Regions from separate parts of the Homo sapiens genome. Here region 1 is linked to region 2. A link is a contact called in ENCODE Hi-C or POLR2A ChIA-PET data. All regions are on one chromosome and are shown on one strand. The core of a region is the stretch at or near the end of the contact, and the rest is flanking DNA. Distances in the headings are between cores, read along the strand shown. Region 1 overlaps CATSPERT (catsper channel auxiliary subunit tau). Region 2 has its middle 19 kb from the start of CASP8.

Evidence for each region. A loop is a pair of places that touch in the nucleus more often than their neighbours do. ChIA-PET counts read pairs that join two places held with the same protein, here RNA polymerase II (POLR2A). Pooled maps may share reads with other maps.
Region 1: a map with no recorded cell type shows a loop between it and region 2 (4-fold over the local background). The contact joins two enhancer-like sites. A Hi-C loop is called at or near these places in 6 of 37 single-sample maps with no recorded cell type and 3 of 50 pooled maps. POLR2A ChIA-PET finds 5 or more read pairs at or near these places in 1 of 52 experiments (activated naive CD8-positive, alpha-beta T cell).

Annotation. Positions count from the first base shown.
Region 1 is chr2:201,576,817-201,584,495 of GRCh38, reverse strand. CATSPERT (catsper channel auxiliary subunit tau) reads left to right here. Exons shown (of 16, transcript NM_001168221.2): 5 at 2,279-2,401. Among named protein-coding and RNA genes, the nearest start is that of CATSPERT, 39 kb to the left of the region's middle. Within about 2 kb of position 3,880, at least 2 of the 41 ENCODE cell types and tissues checked have a DNase peak (open chromatin) inside an H3K27ac peak, as active enhancers do.
Region 2 is chr2:201,238,090-201,244,827 of GRCh38, reverse strand. It overlaps a transcript of CASP8 not described here. Among named protein-coding and RNA genes, the nearest start is that of CASP8, 19 kb to the left of the region's middle. Within about 2 kb of position 5,092, at least 11 of the 41 ENCODE cell types and tissues checked have a DNase peak (open chromatin) inside an H3K27ac peak, as active enhancers do.

The DNA.
Region 1 (7,679 bases), core at 2,631-5,130, 340 kb before region 2:
ATTTCTTAAAATAGTGCTTCTCTGCTCCATTTTCTTAATCCTTTATTTCCTTTCCTTGGACTCTGGTTAACTTACGTTAGGTATTCTTACACTATCTTCCATGTCTTTTAACCTATAAAAAATATTTTTCATCACTTTGTCTCTCTGCCCAGCATTCCAAGTAATTCTTCTGATCTTTATTTTATTTTATTACTATTAGTTTTATTGAGACAGGGTCTCCCTCTGTCACCCACACTGGAGTGCAGTGGCGCGATCACGGCTCACTGCAGACTCAACCTTCTGAGCTCAAGTGATCCTCCTATCTCAGCCTCTTGAGTAGCTGGGACTAAAGACGTGCACTACCATGCTTGGCTACTTTTTGTATTTTTTTGTAGAGATGGGATTTTGCCATGTTGCCGAGGCTAGTATCAAACTCCTGGGCTGAAGCAATTCACCCACCTTGGCCTCCCAAAGTGCTGGGATTCCTTAATTCTAGTTCGTTAATTCTCCAAAGCTGCATCAGATTTGTGGTTGAGTTGATATAGTGTTTTTATTCAATTGTTTTAGTTTTCTTTTCTACAAGTTGTTCCTTGTTTAGGTTTGTTAAATCATTTTTAAAGTTTCCTGTGCCAGGAGTATATTTTCAGTTTGGTTTTTGTTCCTTTAAACATAGTAAACATAGCTCTTTAAAATTCCAATATTTAAGGTGTTTTGGGGGTCTATTTTTGCTCTTCTCATTTGTGGCGCTTTGTTTCCATGCTGACTGAGTTATTTTTGACTGTTAACTGCTCATTTTCCTTGGAAAATTATTTGTGGAACTTCTTTGAGGTCTAGGATGAAAGTAGGAGCTCTACGCAAGATTTGTGTTTCTTCTAAGGCAACCGAGCCCACTACCAGTTTGGGACCATTTTCAACTAAATTCCACTTGAGATATTTTAAAAAATATAAGTCGTCCTGTTTATTTGTTTATGTTATGACAAAATATACATAATATAATGTTTACCATGTAAACCATTTTAAGTATCTGGCTCGAAATTTTTTATAAGATTCAGTGACTGTGACTTTAGGCTGCAATTTCACTGAACCGGTTTTTGTTTATAGCTTATTAGGGACCCAACACTCCGTTCTACTCAGCAGTACAACTTTCCTTGCAGCCTTCTGTAGATGTGATGGGAGAAGGGGTTCTCCATTCACTGAAGCCGTAGCCCTTTGGGTTCTCAGCTTTCTGGGAGGATGGTTGGGGAAGGACCCTCTGTTAAATGTATCATGTCTTGTCTTCTCTGTTCTTTGCCTTTCAAGACCATATGAACTGCAGTTTTAGGTCACCTGATTGGGAAGTGCCCTGAGGGCAAATGTAACTTCAGGGTCTAGTTTACTTCTCTGAGTGTCTGTCAATACTTGGAGTTTTATATGATTACTTCTCACCATTTTATTAACCCTGTTTTGCTTTTAAAATGGTATTTTAAATATTTTATTGAGCATTTGTAGTTTTCTACTGTTTCCAATAATCAAGATGCCAAATTGTTGAAAAATGGAGCCTGCCCTCTTAACTAGTCTGCTGGCACACAGGGCTTGCATTCCTTTTTCTCATTTCTTGGGGGAAGACAGTCACTAGCATAACTTTAAGAAGGCTGATATCGGCTCTGATTTCAACCATCAGGAGAAACACTGCAGGAAGGCACCTGGATTCTTAGGAGTGGGGAGGCATGACTTTTTTTCTAATTAGCAATAGTGTACAGATATTAAAGATTACATAATAATGGTACTGTGCTCCAGAGCTCAGGGTTGGGAGAGAGTTTCAAGTTCAGGCAATGGTATATATTTTGTCAAAAAGTTAAAGAACAGAGACTGAAAAGGATATTAGATATTTTTTAGTGTTGGATATTTGGATAACCTGTATTTGGATTATCTGGATTATTTGGATTTCGTATTGGGTAGTTGATTATCTTTGATAGTGTAGTTTCAATAGAGTATTGAGGGTGAACTTTTGTGTAGTGTTAAAAAGAGAATGTAGGTAATGGGTGTTTCCAAAAGATGATAATTGCCGTTAGATATAAGCAAGATCTTCATTTTGTTGATATTAGTATATATGTGACTGTGAGGTTGAAAGTTATAAAGCTAATGACATACAAAAACGTATCACTAGGTATGCAAATAATATTTATTTGCATAATATAGTATGCAATAGTATTTGCATAATAATATTTGCATAATATAGTAATAGTATATTGGATGTATGTGTTCAGAAATATTTAGGCTCAAATTTAATGCTTCTTTTCTTATATATTTTGATATTGAGGTTCCCAGACGTTATGATGATAAGCGGAATAATATTTTATTGGAACTCATACAATATGACAATAGAGAAAAACGTGCTTTCTTGTTAGGGAGTGTTCAGATACATCTTTATGAGGTAATTCAGGTATGTATAAAATGATTTTTTTCACCTTGGTATCACGTTGCCAGTTGGTTGTCCAGTTTGTTGTGATTTATTATACTTGATGGGCTTTTTTTGTTTATTATCTGCCTTCAAATTCATGTGTTTAAGAAATAAAATCTCCTTTTGGCTATATATTTTTTAAAAGAGTTGGCTTATAATAGCATAATGTTTCTAAAAATTTATTTTCCAGCCTGTAATCCCAGCACTTTGGGAGGCCGAGGTGGGCAGATCAACTGAGGTCGGGAGTTCGAGACCAGCCTGACCAACATGGAGAAACCCCATCTCTACTAAAAATACAAAATTAGCTGGACATGGTGGCCCATGCCTGTAATCCCAGCTACCTGGGAGGCTGAGGCAGGAGAATTGCTTGAACCTGGGAGGTGGAGGTTGTGGTGAGCCAAGATTGCACCATTGCACTCCAGCCTGGGCAACAAGAGCAATACTCCGTCTGGAAAAAAAATATTTTCCAGAATATGTATGTGTATATATATATATATATATATATATATATATATATATATATATATACACACATTTTTTTCCAGAATATTTTATATATATATATATATATATATATATATATATATATATATATATATTCCGGAATGTGTGTGTGTATACATATATATATATATATATATATGAAATTAAGTAACCAAAAAACCCACACTTACACTTTTAGGTTGTATCACTAACTAACTTTCTGGAAAATAAATTTTCTTGGCCCACTGCAACATTTGCCTCCCTGGCTCAAGGGATTCTCCTGCCTCAGCCTCCCCACTATCTGGGACTACAGGTACATGCCACTGCACCAGACTGCTTTTTGTGTTTTTAGTAGAGACAGGGTTTTGCTGTGTTGCCCAGGCTGGTCTCGTACTCCTGAGTTCAAATAATCTGCCCGCCTCAGCCTCCCAAAGTGTTGGGATTACAGGCCTGAGCCACTGTGCCTGGCTATTTAAATTTGCAAATAAAAGTTGCATATATTTATCGTGTACAGAATGATGTTTTGAAATATGTATACATTGTAGAATGGCTAAATAAAGTTAAACATGTTTTATTATGTTTCTGAAATGTCTTAAGACATGACTGAAGCTGCAAACTCTGTCTCTTAGTTGGCAATACAAATTTTGGTTTAGTTCTTTCATCCTTAGCTGGGCTGCTTACAGACTTCCTTGTGCATGTGTCTTTTAGAGGTTAGCCAAAGATTTGGGCAGAGTTTATATACAGATTTTATGGTTGCTTCCCTCTTGTTTTCTCCTTTCTAGGAGTCCTTTTCACTTTCCGGCAGCTCATTTTGTGGTTGTGTTGAACTCAGAGTCAAGAACTTACTGATTGGTGAATAAGTATAAACAATCTAAAGTATTTTCAGGAATGTTTTTTGTTACATACAGCAAGGAAGTCTTCAAAGACTAATGGGGTTATGTCAACAGCCAGATTGCAGGGACTCCTATTGCCCAACTTCAGAATAACTTGAACATAGATTATTGCAACATTCTGAATAAAGGAAAATTCGTGACTCCTTGGTGATCTTCAAAAAAGAGAAGAAAAGATGTGGCATAGGAAGAAAAAGGAAAATTTTAAAACAAAAGAATACCAGTTTATGAATGTAGAAGTAATGAAAGAATTACAAATTATTGTTTTTGCAACTCTTTGTAATGAATAATGATTAATTCAGTCAATATTTAGCAATGGCACTAAAAACCATTAGGTAAAAGTTTATTGGGAAGCAAGATATTTGCATGGTGCCGTAGTAACAGCGCAGGGGAAATGTTACTCTACAATAGACAGATGTGGTAGTTGCCACTTTAACCAAGAGCTCGAATTTAGCATAATGAATTGTGGATAACTTAACATCATGTACTTCCTGTAGTGATACAATGTGAAGTACACAGTATTATCTATGACTTATCGTCATCAAAAATGTTTAACCTGGCTGGGTGCAGTGGCTCAGGCCTGTAATCCTAGCACTTTAGGAGACTAAGGTGGGAGAGTTGTTGAGGCCAGTAGTTGGAGACCAGTCTGGCAACATAGCAAGACCCTGTCTCTACACACATAGAATTAGCCAGGTGTGGTGGCATGTGCCTGTAGTCCAAGTGACTTGGGAGGTTGAGGCAGAAGGGTCGATTGAGCCCAGGAGTTCGAGACTGCAGTGAGCTATGATCGTGCTACTGCACTCCAGCCTGGGTGACAGAGCAAGACCCTGTCTCAAAAAAAAAAAAAAAAGAAAAAGAAAGAAGTGTAACCCAAATCTAATCAAGCTGAGTGTAGAACTAACTTCAAGTTTACGGGAATTTAGTGAGTAGGGGAAAATGTTAAACAATACCTTAAGATAAGTACAGAAATGGGACATACCAGTGTAGATTCTTTAAATAGCTTTGGTCATTAAAAAAAAAACCAAAACGCACCAAAGATGGAAGGAACTATTCTAGATTTAAAGAGATACAACACATTTGACTGAATACAGATTCGAAAAAGTTGTAAAAGACTCTTGGGAGCCAGGCTTGGTGGTTCACACCTGTAATTCCAGGACTTTGGGAGGCTGAGGGAGGTGGATTGCTTTAGCCCAGGAGTTTGAGACCAGCCTGGGGAACATGGTGAAACCCTTTCTCTAAAAACAAAACAAAACAGCAAAACAAAAACAAAACCCACAAAAAAACACCCACAAAAAATTAGCCAGGCATGGTGACACCTGCCTGTAGTACCAGCTGCATGGGGGGCTGAGGCAGGAAAATCACCTGAGCCCAGTGAGGTCGAGGCTGCAGTGAGCCATGATTGCACCACTGCACCCCAGCCTGGGCAACAGAGTGAGACCCTGTCTCAAAAAATAAAACATAAACATAAATAAAAGACATTCTTGGGACAATTAGGAAAATTTAATAAATATTTACTGAATATTAGAAAAAATTCTAGAATTGTTAATTTTCTTGGGTATAATACTGATATTGTGGATATATATGTATGAATTTTCTTATTTTTACAGTATCCAAGGTAAACATTGGGAGTGAAGAGTAATGATGATTGCAACTTATAAATAGATCAGCAAACATATCTATACACACACAGAGATTTTAAAAAATGGCATACTGTTAAATCAGATAAATTTCTAATACATAGAAAGAGATGAAGAAGGATAAACATATGGAGTAATGAATAAGTGTAAGCAACCAGAGATTCTCAAAAATATTTTGGGAGAAGATCTTTGGAAATGACTAAAGTTCCTTTGACTGTATGGCAATTTAGGCATCAAAAAATGTGACATTACTTATTAGTTAATTTTTGTTGAAGAAAATGTAGAAGCTTAGATACTTAGACTAGAAGCATATATGCAAACTTTTCAATATTTATTTTTATAAGATCATGAATAATATGCTAATATTTTAAAATACAAAGGTAAATTTTTTAAAATTCAGAAATCACCCATCATTCCACAATTCTAATATAACATTTCATTGTTCAGAGTTTCTTTCCAATTCATTCTTATAAACATAAACAGAAAAATAGAAAATATAAAAAGACCCAAATACATATTCTGGAACTGAAAAGTAAAATATCTGAAATTAAAAATTTGCTGAATGGGCTCAACAGCAGAATGGAGGTGCTAGAGGTTTTCTTATTACTTCCGTTAAAATTTGTGTGACTATTTAAAGTAAAAATTATAACATGATCTGTGCGGTTTATAATGTTTGGAGAGGTAATGCATATGACAACCACAGCATATAGCATAGGGAGAAGATGAGGTCTAAAGGACTTTTATAATGCAAGGTTTTTGCATTTTCTCTGTTTTATTATAATAAAAATAGAGTTCAAGTCTTTATGTTGCTGCTTGATGCCATCTTCTGTCTCCTCCCTCTCCCTCAAGAAAAAATGATTATCCAAAACTTTGTATTTATTATTCCCTTATTTTTCATAGCTTTACTACTTATGTATGATTATAGAAATATTATATTTCTAAATGTAGTATGTTTCTAATATTAATACACTTAGCTAGTGTTAATTTTTTGCTGCTGCATACAATTCCATATGGGTGTATTCCTCTGTTTGCCCATAAATTAATTTTTTAGCTGATCATTTATTTTTACTTGATAAATACAGTATATATTTATGGGGTACAATGTGATGTTTTGATCTATGTATACACTGAAAAAGATTCAATCAAACCAATTAATATTTCCATCACCTCACCAACTTATCTTTTTTTATAATGAGGATGATGAAAATCTATTTTATTCAGCAGTTTTGAAATATACAATACGTTACTATTAACCAGGCAGTGCAGGAGATCACTAGAACCTGCTCCTCCAGTCTAACTTTATACACATCTTCCCTTTCTCCATTCCTACCCCTACTCCCCAGCCTCTGGTAACCACCTTTCTACTGTTTCTATGAGATTGACTTTTTTAGGTTCCACAGATAAGTGAGATCATACAGTGTTTGTCTTTCTGTGCCTGGCTTATTTCACTTAGAATAAAATTCTCCAGTTTTATCCATGTCACAAATGACAGAATTTCCTTTTATTTTAAAGCTGCATAGTATTCCATTGCATGTATGTATATACAGCACATATTCATCTGTTCATTTGGTGATGAACACTAGGTTGCTTCCATATCTTGGCTATCGTGCTGACATGAGTGCAGATATCTCTTTGACATACTGATTTCAATCCCTTTAAATGTATACTCGAAGTGAGATTGCTGGATCATATAGTAATGATATTTTTAATTTTTTGAGGAACACCCATAGTATTTTCCAGAATGTCTGTACGGGTTAAATATCACTTATCTGAAAAAGCCTGGGACCAGAGGCATTTTGGACTTCTAATTTTTTTTTGATGTTGGAATATTTGCATATACATAATGAGATAGCTTGAGGATGGGACCCAAGTCTAAACATGAAGTTCATTTATGTTTCATATACATCTTATATACATAGGCTGGTGGTAATTTTATACAATATTTTAAATAATTTTGTGCATGAAACAAAGTCTTCATTGTATATTGATTGTGGCTTGTCTGTCACATAGGCCAAGTATGGAGTTTTTTTACTTCTGTGTCATTTTGGCACTCAAAAAGTTTCTGGAAAATTGTGGACCTACTCATTACAGCAGAGATGACTATAGATATTGAGCAGGGATACCAAAGGTTAACGTGGTTTAAAAGATCCAGCCATCCCTGAGAGATGCGAGAAGTACTCAGTCCTATCGGGACTCAGCTTATCATATAGAATTATGTTTAAGTAACCCCTCTCTTAGGAGGGTGCAAGG
Region 2 (6,738 bases), core at 3,843-6,342:
GCCCCCCACCCCCTTCAATTCCTTTCTAAAGACTCAGATAGGTGAGAGATTAGATTAGCTATTAAAAAACAAAGCATGAGAGACAGTAACCCTCTTCATCAGTTATCCCTTTGGTGCTGAGCATGGATTTTTTTGCCTGCAAAAAATAATCACTATCAACTTGAGGCTTCTAATTCAATGTTTTCCATAAAGTGGCTTTGTTGCTTTGCCTGGTTATTTTCAAGGGATGGATATCAATGTACAGAAGAGAAACTTTTTTTTTTAGTCATCAGAGGATCCAGGCCAGATTACAGCCCACCTCCCTGGAGGATAGTCGGAAGATGCTACCCTTACCCATGTCACAGTGGTTGGGGAAAATTCCCCCAACGTGAGCGCCTATGAACCCATGAGCCAGGGTACAGAGGAGGGAGAAGTGGGAATCTAACCTTCCTTCTCTCTCTCCTACAGAATAGACTGTGTGACTTCCAAGTCACTAAATTCATTGATATGCCTGTCCCAGGCAGTTCCCCAGTGAATTTGACAAAATGCTGGATGTATCCCCACAAATAAATATTTTGTTCCTGTGCCACTGAATGCTGCAAACAAACATTTCTGTAAACATGGATTTTTCTGGTACCTAAGCTACCCCAGGCATATTAATCTGTACACGATGCTGGAAGTGATCTTGATCCTGACCATGGTCTATTTATTGTAACTGCAGACTAATAACCTGGCTCCTAACAGAGACCCTCAAAATCCAACCCATTCAGGTCCATGATGGGGTAGCCTATGTTTCTCGCTTGGGCTCTGAAAAATCAAAGGATGGAGTTTAGGAATTATTTGGGCTCCAGGCCAAAATCCTATGTGTAATCTGTCAGGCCCAGCCATTAGCAATTACAAAGGCTTTACCTGGCAGGCCAAACAGGGGATTGCTGCCCCCCGACCCTTCACTCCCTCAACAGACTTGAACAGACTTTGTGTATAATCCATGCGTGGCAGGTCCTTGGGGGAGCTGCAGTCAGGACTCAGCCCATCGCCTCCTGTATGCCTCGGGACAGCCATGCTGTTATGCGTATTAAACTAACTTATCAAATCACCTAACTTGTTAAATTGGCCAGGCCCTCCAAAACAGGGTGGAACAATACATTAATAACGATATTACACGTTCCTGAGTTTAATGAGAAGCACTCCAGAACTTCCTAATTCATATGATTTTTGATTTGGGCATCTGGTAGGTATTTTTATCAAGTTAGGGACTTTTCCTTACCTATTAGCTTCCTAGTATTTGACAAAAATCAGAAAGGGGCATTAAATTATCAAAAAGAAATGTCAGGATCTTTTGAGATGATTATAGGATTTTTCTGTCTGAGTTTCTTAAAAGTAAATTATTTACATTATGCTTGTGGATTCAAGGCTATGTGCACCTTGCAAAGTGAGTTGGGAAATCTCTTCTATATCCTATAGCTGCCTCAATAACAGAAATTGTCTTGTGTGTAAATTGACTATTCATTGCTTTTAATTAAATGGAAATTAGGTATTGACCTTTTTATGTATAGGAATCCTATGTATAGGAATCCTTTTCTATTGCTTTATCAATTATATTTTATTGTAGTAAGAACATTTAAGTGAGATCTACCCTCTTAGCAAATGTTTAAGTGTACAATACAGTATTGTTGACTATAGGTACAATGTTGTACAGCAGATCTCTAGAACTTACTCATCTTGCTTAACTAAAACTTTATGCTTGTTGACAGGCAACTCATTTCCCCCCTCCCCAGCCCCTGGCAACCACCATTCCACTCTTTGATTCTATAAATTTGACTACTTTAGATACCACATGTAAGTAGAATCATACAGTATTTGTCTTTTGGTGACTGGCTTATTTCACTTAGCATAATGTCTTCAAGATTCATCCATGTTGTCTTATATTATAGAATTTCCCTCCTTTATAAGGCAAATAATATTCCATTTTATGTGACTACCACATTTTCTTTCCCCATCCTAGATATTTAGGTTGTTTGCACATCTTGGCTACTGTAAATAGTGCTGCTATGACCATGGGAGTATAATATATTTAGAAATCAGGAAGTATGGTGCTTCTAGCTTTGTTCTTCCTCAAAACTGATTTAGCTATTTGTGGTCCTTTTTATACTTCAGAGGTTTTTTTCTGTAAAAAAAAAATCCATTGGGATGTTAATAGAGATCACACCAAATTTGTAGATTGCTTTAGGTAGTATATGCAATAGACTGATGTTTGTTTCCCCTAAAATTCATATGTTGAAACCTAATCCCCTATGTGTTGGTATTTGGAGATGGGACCTTTGGGAGGTGATTAGGTCATGAAGGTAGAGCACTTATGAATGGGACTAGTGCCTTATAAAAGAAATCCCAGAGCGCTCCATCACCCTAATTCCATGAGGACACATGGAGAAGATGGCCATTTATGAACCAAGAAGCAGGCCCTCACTAGATAGCAAATCTGCTAGCTACTTGATCTTGAATTTCCTAGCCTCCAGAACTGTGAAAAATAAATTTCTGTGTTTTATAAGCCACCAGTCTATGGTATTTTGTTTTAGCAGGCTGAATGGACTAAGGCACTGTATATGCATGGATTTATTTCTGAGCTCTCTCTTCTCTTCTGATGGCCTATGTGTTTGTCTTTATGCTATTCCCATGCTGTTTCAATTACTATAGCTTTGTAATATATTTGAAACATATTATGAATCCCATATATGAAAAGCTCACATCTAATATAATACTCAACAGTGAAAATTTTCTTATATATGGTCTTGATGATGTTGAGACTCTATTTCCAGTTTGTTGAAAAATTGTTTAATCACGAAAGGGTATTGAATTTTGTCAAATGCTTTCTCTGCATCTATTGAGATGATCATGTTATCTTTATATCTTTGCCCTGTTAATAGGCCATTTCGCACTGATTTATTTTTGTATGTTGATCCATACTTGTATCCTAGGGATAAATGCCACTCAGTCAGGATGTACGATCATTTAAATGTACTGTTGAATTTGATTTGCTAGTATTTTGTTATGAGTTTTTATATGTATATTCATCAGAGATATTGACCTGCAGTTTTCATTTCTTGTGGTGTCTTTGTTTGGCTTTGGTATCGGGATAATGTTGGCCACATAAAATAAATTTGGAAGTGTGCCCTCTTCTTCAATTTTTAAAAATAGTTTAAGAAGAACTGGCATTAATTCTTCTTGAGATGTTTGGAAGAATTCACCTGTGAAGCCATCTGGTCCTGGACTTCTTCGTTTGGGGAACATTTTTGATTATTGACTAAACCTCCACATTAGTTATAAGTCTGTTCAGACTTTGTATTTCTTCATGATTCAGTCATCGTAGATTGGAAGGTTTTGTGAATTTATTCATTTCTTCTAGATTATCCAGTTTGTTGGAATAGAATTGTTCATTATAGCCTCATGTTTTTATTTCTGTGGCATCAGTTGTAATGTCTCCTCTTTTATTTCTGATATTGTTTATTTGAGTCTTCTCTCTTTCTTACTTAGCCTAACTAGGGATTTGTTGATTTTGTTTATCTTTTCAAAAAACCAATTCTTTTGTTATTCTTTTCAAAAAATTTGTTGATTTTTTTTCTATTGCTTTTCTATTCTGTATTTTCTTGGTTCCTACTCTAATCTTTGTTATTTCCTTCACTAATTTTAGGCTTAGTTCCTCTTCTTCTTCATCTTCTTCTCCTCTCCTTGAGGCACGAAGTTAGACTATTTACTTGAGATCTTTCTTCTTTTTCACTGCAGATGTGTATTGCAATAAAGTACCTCTTAGTACTTCTTTGCTTAGTACTGCTTTTATCCTGTAAGTTTGGGTATGTTGTGCTTTTCTTTTCATTTATCTCAAGATATTTCCTAATTTCTTTTTTTATTTTTATGGCCTAATTGTTGTTCAAGAGTGTGTTGTTTAATTTCCACATATTTGTGAACTTTCTATTTTTCCTTCTGCCATTGATTTTTAGTTTCATTCCATCATGGTCAGAAAAGATACATGGTATGATTTCAGTCTCTTAAATTTGCAAAGACTTGTTTTGTGACCCAACTTGTGATCTACCTTGGAGAAAGTTCCATGTGCATTTGAGGATAATGTGTGTTCTACTGCTGTAGGGTGGAACGTTCTGTGTATTTCTGTTCGGTCCATTTGGTCTATAATGTTGTTTAAGTCCCCTGTTTCCTTATTAATCTTCTGTCTGAATGTTCTATCCATTATTTAAAGTACAGTGTTGAAGTCTCCTACTATTTTTGTATGGCTGGCTATTTCTCCCTTCAGTTCTGTCATTGTTTGTTTCATATATTTAGGTGCTCTGATATTGAGTGCATATATTTATAATTGTTATATCTTCATGGTGGATTGATGCTTTTTTCATTATATAATATACTTTAATGTCTCTTGTGACAGTTTTTGACTTAAAGTCGATTTTGTCTGATATAAATAGAGCCACTCTTGCTCTCTTTGGGTTGTCATCTGCATGGAATGCCTCGTTCCATCCCTGACAGGAGGCATCATAGTTCTGCTCTTCTAAAGGGCAATGATTCTAATGTTTCTCTGTGGGTAGGGGGAAAAGGAAAAGACAGAAAAATAACAGAAAATGTGAGATAGTGAATGGCCTTAAGAATTCTTTTCTGTCCTTGTAGACAATGGGCCCTGAAGGAGAAGAGTGTTCCTGGGCCAAATCTGCATGCATACACACAGTTTGATCTGCCTGGCTTATGAGGGATTCACATCTAGGCCTTACCTCCCACATGCTAAAAATGGGCCTATTTGAGTAACATGGGTGCTTCAAAAATCTCTATGAACTAATTTGAGGGGAAAAGGGGCACAGATGCAGAGGTAACTAGAAGGGATCATAAGTCCCCAAAATGCTCTGAAACTAGGGCCTTGCTGGTATTGGATAGAAGGGCAAAAGAGAGCCAGATCTCAGGAACTTGGTTTCACTTATCAACAGACAAATGCTGTCCCAGCTTGCATCAGAAGCCATCAGGGACAATATCAAAAGTTTCATAATTACGGTGCAGTGTGAGCTTCCAGAGAGCAAGCTGTGGGAGGATCCGGGTAAGGATTGCCCGCCACCCGTGACGCCTCAACAGGGAGGAGCTCCTTGCTTGAAAAGGGAAAAAATTGCCAAACTGAAGAGGAAGGAAACTGAAAGTAGCCACTAAGAAAAAGCAAGATGAACCCAAAGCACAATCAATCCAAGGTAACTGAGAATTCAGGAGAAAACAAATTAGAAAAGTAAACTGATAAGAGTCTATGTAACTCCTTAAAAGGTTTGTTATTAACCAAAAAGTAAAAATCAAATAAGCCAACAACAACCAAAAAAAACACTAGAAATTAGATGAAGATATCCAATAGTTGAAGACAAACGTATTTTTAAAAAGTAAGGAAGCCGCCCCGTCCGGGAGGGAGGTGGGGGGTCAGCCCCCCGCCCGGCCAGCCGCCCCGTCTGGGAGATGAGGGGCGCCTCTGCCCGGCCGCCCCTACTGGGAGGTGAGGAGCCCCTCTGCCCGGCCACCACCCCGTCTGGGAGGTGTACCCAGCAGCTCATTGAGAACGGGCCATGATGACAATGGCGGTTTTGTGGAACAGAAAGGGGGGAAAGGTGGGGAAAAGATTGAGAAATTGGATGGTTGCCGTGTCTGTGTAGAGAGAGGTAGACATGGGAGACTTTTCATTTTGTTCTATACTAAGAAAAATTCTTCTGCCTTGGGATCCTGTAGATCTGTGACCTTACCCCCAACCCTGTGCTCTCTGAAACATGTGCTGTATCCACTCAGGGTTGAATGGATTAAGGGCGGTGCAAGATGTGCTTTGTTAAACAGATGCTTGAAGGCAGCATGCTCCTTAAGAGTCATCACCACTCCCTAATCTCAAGTACCCAGGGACACAAACACTGCGGAAGGCCGCAGGGTCCTCTGCCTAGGAAAACCAGAGACCTTTGTTCACTTGTTTATCTGCTGACCTTCCCTCCACTATTGTCCTGTGACCCTGCCAAATCCTCCTCTGTGAGAAACACCCAAGAATGATCAATTAAAAAATAAATAAATAAATAAATAAAATAAAAAGTAAGGAAAAGACTGGGTGCAGTGGCTCACACCTGTAATCCTAGCACTTTTGAAGCCCAAAGCGGGCAGATTACTTGAGGCCAGGAGTTCAAGACCAGTCTGGCCAACATGATGAAACCCCGTCTCTACTAAAAATACAAAAAATTAGCCAGGCATAGCGGCACATGCCTATTGTCCCAGCTACTCGGGAGGCTGAGGCAGGAGAATTGCTTGAACCCAGGAGGCGGAGGTTGCAGTGAGCCAAGATTACGCCACTGCACTCCAGCCTGAGTGACAGAGTAAGACTCCATCTCAAGAAAAAAAAAAGAAAGAAAAAAGAAAAGCAAGGAAAATAAATAAATAAATGTTTCAGGGTTTCATTGTTTCCTACGCTGAGGTGGGAGCGAATATTCTCTGAAATTATCTTGTAGATAACCTTTAGAAAATTTAAATGATATCCCATATATTCCAGGCATATTCTCTCAAACAGAGCAAGTTCCCCACTTGCTCCACAAGATGCCACAAGCCTTCTCAAGGCTTCTCTGGGTCACCTGGATTTCAGCTCAGCCTTAGTTTCCTGACAACATCCTGTTGTTCCCTCATACTTTTCTTTTTTGCCTCCCTTGTTATTTGTTACCCCCACTTGGAATACTCTTCCTCTTTGATATCTCCAAAGTGTGAATC